Linked DNA regions of Homo sapiens: region 1 is linked to region 2. Evidence: chromatin loops called from intact Hi-C (ENCODE). Cell type or tissue: heart left ventricle. All regions are shown on one strand. Each heading gives the region's core, and the rest is flanking DNA. Links, peaks and the distances in the headings are about the cores only.

Region 1 (5,388 bases), core at 90-5,089, 220 kb after region 2:
AGTTTGAGACCATCCTGGCCAACATGGTGAAACCCCGTCTCTACTAAAATACAAAAAATTAGCTGGGTGTGGTGCTGCGCACCTGTAGTCCCAGCTACTTGGGAGGCTGAGGCAGGGGAATCGCTTGAACCCGGGAGGTGGAGGTCGCTGTGAGCTGATATCGTGCCACTGCACTCCAGCCTGGGCAGCAGAGTGAGACTCTGTCTCAAAAAGAAAAAAAAAAAGAAGAAAACCAAAACCCAGTTAATCCTAAAGTGACTTTTTGCTCCAACAGAAATTACTCAAACCTGAAAACATTGTTTAACTTCCTTGAAATGGTTTCTGTGTAAGTACATATAAATCACGTGAGGTTTCCTTATTTTTGTTTATTTTAATCAGCAAATATTTCCATGGTTCAAGCTGCTTCAGCAGGACCCCCATCTCTGAGAAAAGATTCGACTCCAGTTATAGCCAATGTAGTATCATTGGCAAGTGCCCCTGCTGCTCAGCCTACAGTGAATTCTAACAGTGTCTTACAAGGTATGGCTTGATTGGAAAGCATTTATCTAGCCTATTTAGGTTGAATGCAGTGGTCCCCTAACTTCCTTTCATCAGGGATTATTTTCATACATTTGACACATTCAATATTAGGAATAGTGGCTTGCTGCACAAGTTTCATATCTCATACTTTAGAATTGCTAGTTTCTTCCGTTGAATTAAAAAAACACATGTTCTTAGTATGAGGGTTTGTGTTTATGTACTGATAATCAGCTTTTAATGCTAATGTTAAAATAATTGTAAAGATCCTAAATTTATGTTTTAATTTATATCAAGGTGCAGTTCCAACAGTAACAGCGAAAATCATCGGTGATGTAAGTTTTATTACTTTTATTGGTATTGTCACTGTATTTATTTTTCATTTTCATACAGTATAAATATGTGTGAACTAATTTGCCCTCCTTCTTTATTATATGAAATAGATTTCATTAGCTCATTTAATCTTTGTTCAGGAATAGGATTTTCTGGCTATTTAAATAGGTCTTTTATGTACTTTAATATCTTTGAATGCTGGCTATGTAGTTACTGAAAGTTTTTCTTTAATTACACAAAATTGAAGTAAATTGTACAGGATTTAGGCCTGAAAGACTTTTGGATGTTTTGTGATGTACTCAGATTATAAATAAAATGTTTATACAATGTAGCTTATCCTCCCTCTGACCCATTACAGATTATACTGTAAAAAAAAATTCTTTTTTTAACCCATTAATATTTTCTGCTTTGTCTCTTAAAAGAAGAAAATAAATAATGAGAAAAACTTCTGACTGGAACAGTGGCATTTCTAAGGTGTTTCTCCAGGTTTCTGGGATAACTTTCACGTTGTCTTTATTCAAGTTACTTAAATGATCATAAGTGATTCTGTTATTCCTAGTTATCTTGAATCTCTCAAGTCCTCTGTGTCTTAATCAGGAAGTAAGAATTCTCATTTTAAACTTAGCCAGCATTGTTATTGATCAGCAGTGTGTTACAATAGAAATAGCATTTTTCTTGGTAAATAGAAATTGTGATTAGAGACATGCAGAGTAATATATAGTTATTAAAACATTCCTTGATTACTATTAATATTTTAGGAGTATTGTATTTCTTATACATTTGGTTGAATATTTACTTGCTATGTCCTCCATGTAATTCCAATATGACATTTCCTTTAATATTATAATATTTCTTATAATTACAATGAGATTTTTAAAAATGTTTTTGGTTTCTAATTTGTTTTTTTACTAGGCAAGTACTCAAACAGATGCCCTGAAACTGCCACCTTCCCAACCTCCAAGGCTTTTGAAGAACAAAGCTTTATTATGCAAACCCATCACACAGACTAAAGCCACCTCTTGCAAACCACATACCCAAAACAAAGAATGCCAGACAGGTATGTTCCTTGGTCTTTCTTTCTTTATTAATTTTTTAAGGGAAAGAAATGTAGGATCTACTTACATTGAGTACCTGCTATTTCCTAGGTGATGTGTTTGGTTGTTTGTATACATTGCCCAATTTAGTTCTCACAGCATCCCCGTGAGTTAGGTATTTTCCGCATCTGAGGCTTAACAAGTTGGGTCAAAGAGAAGGAAGTTAATCAGTGATACCATACTGTGAGCAAGTCATTTAATTCTCTTATTAATGACAATGTAATATTATAGAATAAGCATAAGGTTTGGAATTACATGGACAGGCTTCTAAGGAGGTGCTATTGTTTTCCAGTGTGACCTTAGGTTTGAACTACTCCACAGTCTCTTGGCTACTCCACACTGTTTCAAATGAAGTCAGTTCCTTTGAGGAGAGCTTCAGAGCTTTCTTTTTTTTTTTTTTTTTTTTTTTTTTTTTTATGAACTGCCTCTCCCCCTAGGCAGAATCTCTGAGCCACCTCTATGGATGCTGGGCAGGGTAGTAGTCTCTGGCCTTCTTGGCTTGCCTCCCCTGGCATGGAACTTCTGCCCTACAAGTGAGCTGGGGTGAGGGTGATCAGGATCCCAGTGTTCTTGGCCTGCTTTTCCTAGGGTAGAGCCTCCATCCAGTGGATGGAAACTGGGTGAAGGGAAGCCCCTGACCTCTTGCCCGTACTCACCAGGAATTTAGCCTCTTCAGCTTTCAGTTGGAGCGGATGAGAAATGCTTGTGGCCTCCCTTTCTTGATGAGATACAGTAACACTTGATTGGGAGCTGAGTGGAGAGAAGCCCATTTTTATTGGCCACAGCTACCCATAGTGGAGTTTCTGTCAAGCTGAGCTGAATTGAGCTGGGGGGATAAAGCCTGTGATGGCTGAAATGTCACAGACTTTCACTGTTCTTACCAAATTTGAACAGATTGTCTTGAATAAATGTTTCTTCATTTGGTATATGCCTTTAGGACAATTTCCCAAGAATTTAAATGGCTGTTTTTAAATAGTTTCACTTTCTTTGCTTGTTTCACTAAGGAATAGATCTTTGTAGCTCCTCATGCTGCCATCCAAAAGTCCTAGAATTTTGGCCGATTGCAGTGGCTCACACCTGTAATCCCAGCAGTTTGGGAGGCTGAGGCAGGAGGATCACTTGAGCCCAAGAGTTCAAGACCAGCACGGGCAACATAGCGAGACCATCTCTACTAAAAAATTTTTAAAAGTCCCAGAATTTTTAAACTAGAAGGAAATTCTTGATTTCTAGAGCTGCAAGGCTATCCTGTCAGCCATTGCTTCTCAAAGATTAATATGCACATGAATTATCCAGGAATTTTACTAAGTAGATTCTTATTCAGTGAGGCCTGAGATTTTGCATTTCTTATAAGCTCCCAGGTAAAGTCAGTGCTTCTGGTTCATGGACCACACCAAAATAGCAAGGCTCTAAATGATTTAGTTCTTTTTTTTTTTTTTTAATCAATAGCAGTTTATTTAGTATTATGTAGTTTGGTTATCAGATGTTTCTAAATCAAGTAACAATTTTTTAATGTCCGCTGTATTATGTAAAGTTTGTTGGCCAAATGTGGTGCCTCATGCCTATACTCCCAGCACTTTGGACAGCTGAGGCGGGAGGATCACTTGAGCCCAGGAGTTCAAGACCAGCCTGGGCAACATGGTGGGACCCCCATCTGTTAAAAAAAAAAATTTATGCCATATTATTTTCCCACTTCTAACTCTAGTCAAATTGTTAGCTCTTCTCTTTCTGTCCCTAGTATTACCTTTCTCCTAGATTAATGATTTTACACTTATCTAGCATATTCTCTGACACATAGAAAGGACTCTATATGCTCCTTGACTTATAATGTTGTACCCATCATATGTTAAAAAAATCATGAGTCAGAAATGCATTTAATATGCCCAACCTCCAGAACATCATCATAACTGGGCCTAGGCTATTTTAAACATGCCCAGAACATTTACATTAGCCTACAGTTGGGCAAAGTCATCTAACACAAAGTTTATTTTATAATAAAGTTTTGAATACCATGTAATTCATTCAGTGCTATACAGAAGTATGGTATATACTTGTTTTTGCACCATCATAAAGTTGGAAAATCCTGTATTGAACCATCGTTAAGTTGGGGACCGTCTGGTTAAATAATGGAATAAATCATCCATCTTGCTACTTTCTCCAAGTTTTTTTCCAAGTTCTGTTTCATCCTTTTAATACTTAGAACATCTGCTATATATATTTATTCTTTTTTGTAGGTATCATAACCTAGAGTAGTCTCCCATCATCTTAGCTCTACATATTATAATTGCCTCCTATTTTAACAGTTGATATATTTTTTATTCAGTGCTGAAATTGTTGCCAAATTAATCTTTTTTGATGTCATTTTCATCACTACTTTGTGTTAAAAAAATCTTCAGTAGCTACAAATGATTTTGAAATGTGCATTATAGCATGATGGAAATGGCCCCTCCCTATTCAGCCTCCTCTTTAGCAAGTGGTTTTCCATGCCTGTCTTCTAGGTTCCCTGTTTCAATCCTTTCAATTTATCCATCTAAATTATATCCTGCATTCATTTTCTCCTCACATCACTGATATTTGTTACCCACTTTTTGTCAGTGCTATACTCAAGATTTATTTTTTTGGCTACTTTAGTTATTTCTCCTTTGTAAGAAGTCCTGTAGTGTCATAGGTTACTCTTATTTTGAACTATAAACCTCCATAAGCTTTTTTATTTTGAAATCTTATGAAAGCATTTCTAACCCTCTTTGCTTTTTGTGATTTTGTTGTTGTTACTGTTAGAAGACACTCCAAGTCAGCCCCAGATTATTGTGGTGCCAGTTCCCGTACCAGTGTTTGTTCCCATACCTCTTCACCTTTATACTCAATATGCTCCAGTCCCATTTGGAATTCCAGTTCCAGTGAGTAATCATTTAGAGATTAAAGCTAATATAGCATGCATTTTCCTCAATTAAAACTGTATAGTTCTGTGAAGAAAGTTTTCATTTGTTAGTAAAATATACCTGCTTCTGATTGGCTGTTATCATATTCCCATTATTACTTAACATGGATTATATAAATGACTGCTTTTATTTGTACCCTTCCTTCTCAGAAAAGGTTATGATGTAGCTTTTTAAAAAACTTACATGCACAATAAGACCACTCAAATAGAAAAAGATCAGAAATGGTGTATGTTGAAATCCTGGATTCTAGCAAGGGTGAAAAGAGTACTGTGATTTATATAATTCTCATTTTTGATTAAAGAAAAATGTATTTTTTAATTACAAATTTATTTTTCCCAGGTACTGAGTCCTTAAAGGAAACAGTTATGAGAAAATTGTGAGAAATACAAGCAAAAACAACAAAAACAAAATGCAAGTGTATTATAGAATTATTCTTTTAGAGGATTCAGAGACATAATTGGTTGAGTGTCCAAAGCACTTATTGAAATTTTATTTAAATGGCTCTAGTC
Region 2 (5,379 bases), core at 380-5,379:
ACAGGCATCAGTGCCTATGTCTTAAGTGTGTTTACTAAATATTATTTTTTTCATTTTTTTGAGACAGGGTCTTGCTCTGTCACCCAGGCTGGAGTGCAGTGGTGCCATTACAGCTCACTGCAGCCTCAGCCTTCTGGGCTCAAGTGATCCTCCCACCTCAGCCTCCTGAATAGCTGGGAATACAGGCAGGTGCCACCACACCCACCTTATTTTTAAATTTTTTATAGAGTCAGGGTCTTGCCATGCTGTGCAGGATGGTCTTGAATTCCTGGCCTCAAGAGATCCTCCTGCCTCAGCTAGGATTATAGGTATGAGCCACCATGCCCAGCCAGTCCTAAGAATTCTTTATATATTCTACATACAAATCCCTTATCAGCTGCACGATTTGCAAATATTTAGTTTTTGTTCTCATATTTAGGGCTTCAATCCATTTTTTAATTTTTGTATATGGTGTGAGGTGTGGTCTAACTTTTTTTACATGTGGCTACCTAGTTTCCCAGCACCACTTGTTGAAAACACCATTATTTCTCTATCGGATGATTTTGGTACCCTTGTTGAAAATCAGCTGGCCATATGCGTGAGTGTTTATTTCTGGACTCTCAATTCTATTACTCTACATCTATGCTTGTGCTAGTACAACAGCCTTGATTACCATTGCTTTGTAGTAAGTTTTGAAATCAGAAGTGTGAATTCGACTTTGTTCAAGATTTGTTTCCAAGATTGTTTTGGCTATTCTGGGTCTCTTACAATATTCTATGTGAATTTCACAATCAGTTTATCAATTTCAAGAAATTGGCTAGGATTATGCTGAATCTGCAGCCTAGTGAAGTATTACCATGTTAACAATGTTATTATGGAATATTTCCCCAATTATGTGTATTCTTTCCACAATTTCTTTACCTCTGAATCCTTTAGTTATTTCAATAGTGCTGTTTCTTCAAGTCTGTTTAGAACTAAACCTGTTTTAGATACAAAACATTATGTGCCCACTATTTTGTTAAAATGTGGACTTTGCCATGTTTAAGTTCTAGGCTTCTCCACCCTTATTGTTTTAGAACACCTGAGTCAGGTATTGTGTCAAGTACTTAACATACCAACTAATCAACAACTCTGCTATGCAGCAATTCTTGTACTTAATTCTACTTATCATTTGAGGTTAAGTACACTGGCAACAGATGGCCTCTCCTTGGGACTTCCATCCCTTTCAGTACTTAGGCTCTTTCTAATTGTTCCCTATGGACTACATGATCTGCAAGTTAAATTTTCTCCCTGCTATCAAAAAACTGCTAATCAGGCTCTTCTGATTACATGGTATACTAAGGGAAATATCGTTTTTGCCTGTGAACCTTATCACTGGTAGAGACTTGAAAATACCATGTGCTCCTTTTGCATCTTTAGGCACTGCTAAATGTTTTTGCATCACTTTCTATCTCAATGACCCTATGAAAAAGGTGTTTTGCAGATGAGCAAACTACAACTAAACAAACTTACAAGATAACGCAGCCAGGCAAATTGCAGAAATAATGACCTCACATACCCCTAACCACTATAATATACTTTATATTGGTTTTGCCTTGAGAACCACAAGGCTTCAGATCCACAAGAGGGAAAACCAAGTATTAACAGAATTGAGCCAAACAATGACTCCAAGAAGATTCTTGATTTGGGTGTAAGCTGACCTGATTATTTAAAAAACACAGTATGAAAAAAATTGACCAGATCTTGGTCTCATTCCTGGGAGTAACTGTACACAACTTCTCAATACAAATTTCATATTGGCCGGTGCGGTGGCTCACATCTGTAATCCCAGCACTTTGGGAGGGCGAGGCGGGTGGATCACAATGTCAAGAGATCGACACCATCCTGGCTAACATTTTTAGTCTCTACTAAAAATACAAAAAAACTAGCCGGGTGTGCTGGCAGGTGCCTGTAGTCCCAGCTACTCGGGAGGCTGAGGCAGGAGAATGCCATGAACCCGAGGAAGAGCTTGCAGTGAGCCGAGAATGCACCACTGCACTCTAGCCTGGGCGACAGAGCGAGACTCCACCTCAAAAAAAAAAAGAAAAAATATTTCACGGGATGAGTAGATGATGTACCTCAACTCTTTCTTTGTGGCTATTTCAAATAATCTCAAGCAAACCTGAATTTTTTTCTGCTCAATTGAAGCAAAATAATTAACTTCCTGAAATCCTGCAATATTAGTAATGAGGCCCCAAATTAAAGTCCACAGGCAAACACAGCAACACAAATTACCTTTAAGCATGAGCCTCAGATCTCGTCCTGAACCAATGCTTTAGTGAGCGCTTGCTTTGGCAGAACATACTGTAAAACTGGAATGTTTGTGTGAGGCCGGGCGTGGTGGCTCACACCTGTAATCCCAGCACTTTTGGGAGGCCGAGGTGGGCAGTTCACCTGAGGTCAGGAGTTTGAAACCAGCCTGGCCAACGTGGTGAAACCTAGGTGGCATTGAACGTTTTGAGATGGTGCCACCACGCTCCAGTCTGGGCAACAGAGACTCAGTCTCAAAAAATAGTAATAATAATAATTAGTGTGCGAGACTAACAGCTTGGCAAGTTTTAGTATAAGGGCTCCAAGAGTGAAGGGGACAGATAATTTGTGTACAATTTTTACTAACAGCTTTTAAGTCAGTTCCAGATTTTTCCTTACATTTAGATATTCTCAAAAATTACCCATTTCACACTCCATTATCAAATTTTATTTGACTTTGAGAAATTGACAGCCCTTCGTTATTACTCAGACCAATCAAAAACACAGTAGAGTCCTCCCTTGTCTGTGAGGAGATAACATTCCAAGACCCCCCCACAGTGGATGCCCAAAATCACAAATGGTACCAAAGCCTAGCCTAGCCTACATGGCCTTTTTGGATGGCAAATAGCATATACAGCATGTATATGCTGTATCCAACATTCCCATCAGTATTCTGCCCAAGGTGGGAAGGACAGGATGCCTCTCAGAAAAGCACACAATTTAAAAATTAATAACTCTGAGATTGTGGTTAACCATGGTTGCAGATAAGGGGATATTACTATATTGTTATTTGACTATACTTACTTGTGAAGCGATGTGTGACTATCTCATAAACATCATCTTATAATTCGTACATACAGAAGTTGGAAATACAAAATGCTATGTCTGAAATCCAATCAAGATGTAGGTAGTAATTGCTAAATAACATGCTAATTTTAGAAATAAAAATTACAGTGAAGGCAAATATCTAAAATGGACCATAAAAATTGATCAGTAACTGAGACTGAAAGCAGCACTGCCAAGTCACAATAGGATCCTGAATTATACTTAATCTGGTTCTGTGTCTGTAATACAGACCATCTTTTTTTTTTTTTAATGTCACTTTGAATACGTTGAAGTCAGGTAAATTCTAGAAAATAAACGAGTACTAAAAAAACAAAAACAAAACCAAAGGATAATTAGGATAATGCCTTTATTAACGAGAATGAAACGTTCATTCCTCCTTCCACTCCTTCTCGTTGGTTTTCTGGACACAGCTCACCTGATCCTGCTAATTAAAGGGTATGATTACTCCAAAGGATACAAGAATCAGAGTTACCAAATTCTCAAACATAACATTATATAACTGTCAAGTGAACTAATACCAAAGAAATCTTATTAATCGGCCTGGCGCAGTGGCTCACGCCTGCAATCCCAGCACTTTGGGAGGCCAAGGAGGGCGGATCACAGGGTCAGGAGATCAAGACCACCCTGGCTAACATGGTGAAACTCTGTCTCTACTAAAAAATACAAAAAAAAATTAGCCAGGCGTGTGTGGCGGGCGCCTGCAGTCCCAGCTACTCGGGAGGCTGAGGCAGGAGAATGGCGTGAACCCAGGAGGCGGAGCTTGCGGTGAGCCAAGACTGTGCACCACTGCTCCAGCCTGGGCGACAGAGCAAGACTCCGTCTCAAAAAAAAAAAAAAAAATCTTTTAATGAATGAAAGAACATGGCATTAATTGTAATTAACAGGCAGGGCGGAGTGGCTCAAGCCTGTAATCCCAGCACTTTGGGAGGCCAAGGTGGACAGATCACCTGAGGTCAGGAGTTTGAGACCAGCCTGACCAACATGGTCAAACCCTGTCTCTACTAAAAATACAAAATGAGCCGGGCGTGGCAGAACATGCCTGTAATCCCAGCTACTTGGAAGGCTGAGGCAGGAGAATCGCTTGAACCCAGGAGGTGGAGGTTGCAGTGAGTCAAAATCATGCCAGTGCACTACAGCCTGGGCAAAAGGAGCGAAACTCCATCTCAAAAAATAAAAAATTAATGGTTCCCACATTAGTATTGTTATTTTTGTACCACCCAAGGGCCTTTCTGAAGACAGTTTAACAGACTAAGAATCATTTAACTTACCTAGAAACGTTGTCAGTCTGCTTGTGGCTTCCCTCCTTGATTGACTCACGCTGTGTGATGTCTTGAGAAGTATCTATCCACCTGTAACAAAAAATGTTAACTTGCTCACTGCAGCCTCAACCTCCCAGGATCAAGCGATCCCTCCCACCTCAGCCTCCAAGGGAGCTGGGACCACAGGCACACACCACCACACCTGGCTATATTTTTTTCTGTAGAGACATGGTCTCACTATTTTGCCCAGGCTGGGCTCAAGCAATCCTCCCACTTCTGCCTCCCAAAGTGCTAGGAATATAGGTGTAAAGCCACCATGCCTGACCTTCTCCTACATTTTCTTAAGTAAAAAAAGAATCATGGAGTTTTAGATGGAGTCTAAAATTGAATTGAATATTGACAATATGGCCTATTCCCCTTAAGTCAAGTTTTCTTTTCTGTTCTTCTATGACCGTTATATAACCATCCACTTTTTAAAAATTCTATTGTTTGACATTTTTATAATGCCTCTCACTTGCTTTCTCACATACATCCCTAATTTCCAAACAAAAATAAAGGGATATTATCTTAGAAACGGTAAACATCTCAAATATCGAAGTTTCACTCCACATATCTAAATGAAATTATTTAAATCAAACTCAAAAGCCTGTAGGGGTTAAGATTTCTAAAGGAAACTTACTTCATGTGAATGAGCACTCCAATATCAGCCAACATCAATCATTCTTACCTAAAGAATAATAAGAAAAAGTTAATATAAAAGACAAGGGTATAAAATAAAGGTTTGAAAATGCTAGTCAACTTCAAAATTTAAAGAGTAAAAATCCAGAGATAAAGATTGGGGGTAAGTTACAGCATAAAAAAATAGGAAGAAACTTCATGGTGGGGGGGAAATCTAAAATTATTCTTACATAAAATAAGTAGACACCTGAATTAGAATGAAAACTGTATTTTCTTTAAAATGTAAAAGCCTGACTCTCAGTTTCACCAGTCTGAGCACAAGTTTGAC

The links. Peaks named below come from ENCODE experiments on the same cell type or tissue, not always from the same donor. Only the 100,000 strongest peaks of a DNase experiment are listed, where the experiment ranks them.
Region 1: it touches region 2 in a loop (2.3-fold over the local background); 1 of 110 quality-filtered maps calls a loop at or near these places.

What each region holds. Positions count from the first base shown.
Region 1 is chr1:35,391,834-35,397,221 of GRCh38, forward strand. It overlaps ZMYM4 (zinc finger MYM-type containing 4), which reads left to right. Exons shown (of 30, transcript NM_005095.3): 16 at 379-519; 17 at 814-851; 18 at 1,762-1,906; 19 at 4,719-4,837. Among named protein-coding and RNA genes, the nearest start is that of ZMYM4-AS1, 28 kb to the left of the region's middle. In heart left ventricle, for the core only: no CTCF peak of the experiment used is centred there; no DNase peak of the experiment used is centred there.
Region 2 is chr1:35,172,937-35,178,315 of GRCh38, forward strand. It overlaps a transcript of SFPQ not described here. Among named protein-coding and RNA genes, the nearest start is that of SFPQ, 18 kb to the right of the region's middle. In heart left ventricle, for the core only: no CTCF peak of the experiment used is centred there; a DNase peak (open chromatin) is centred at 2,395.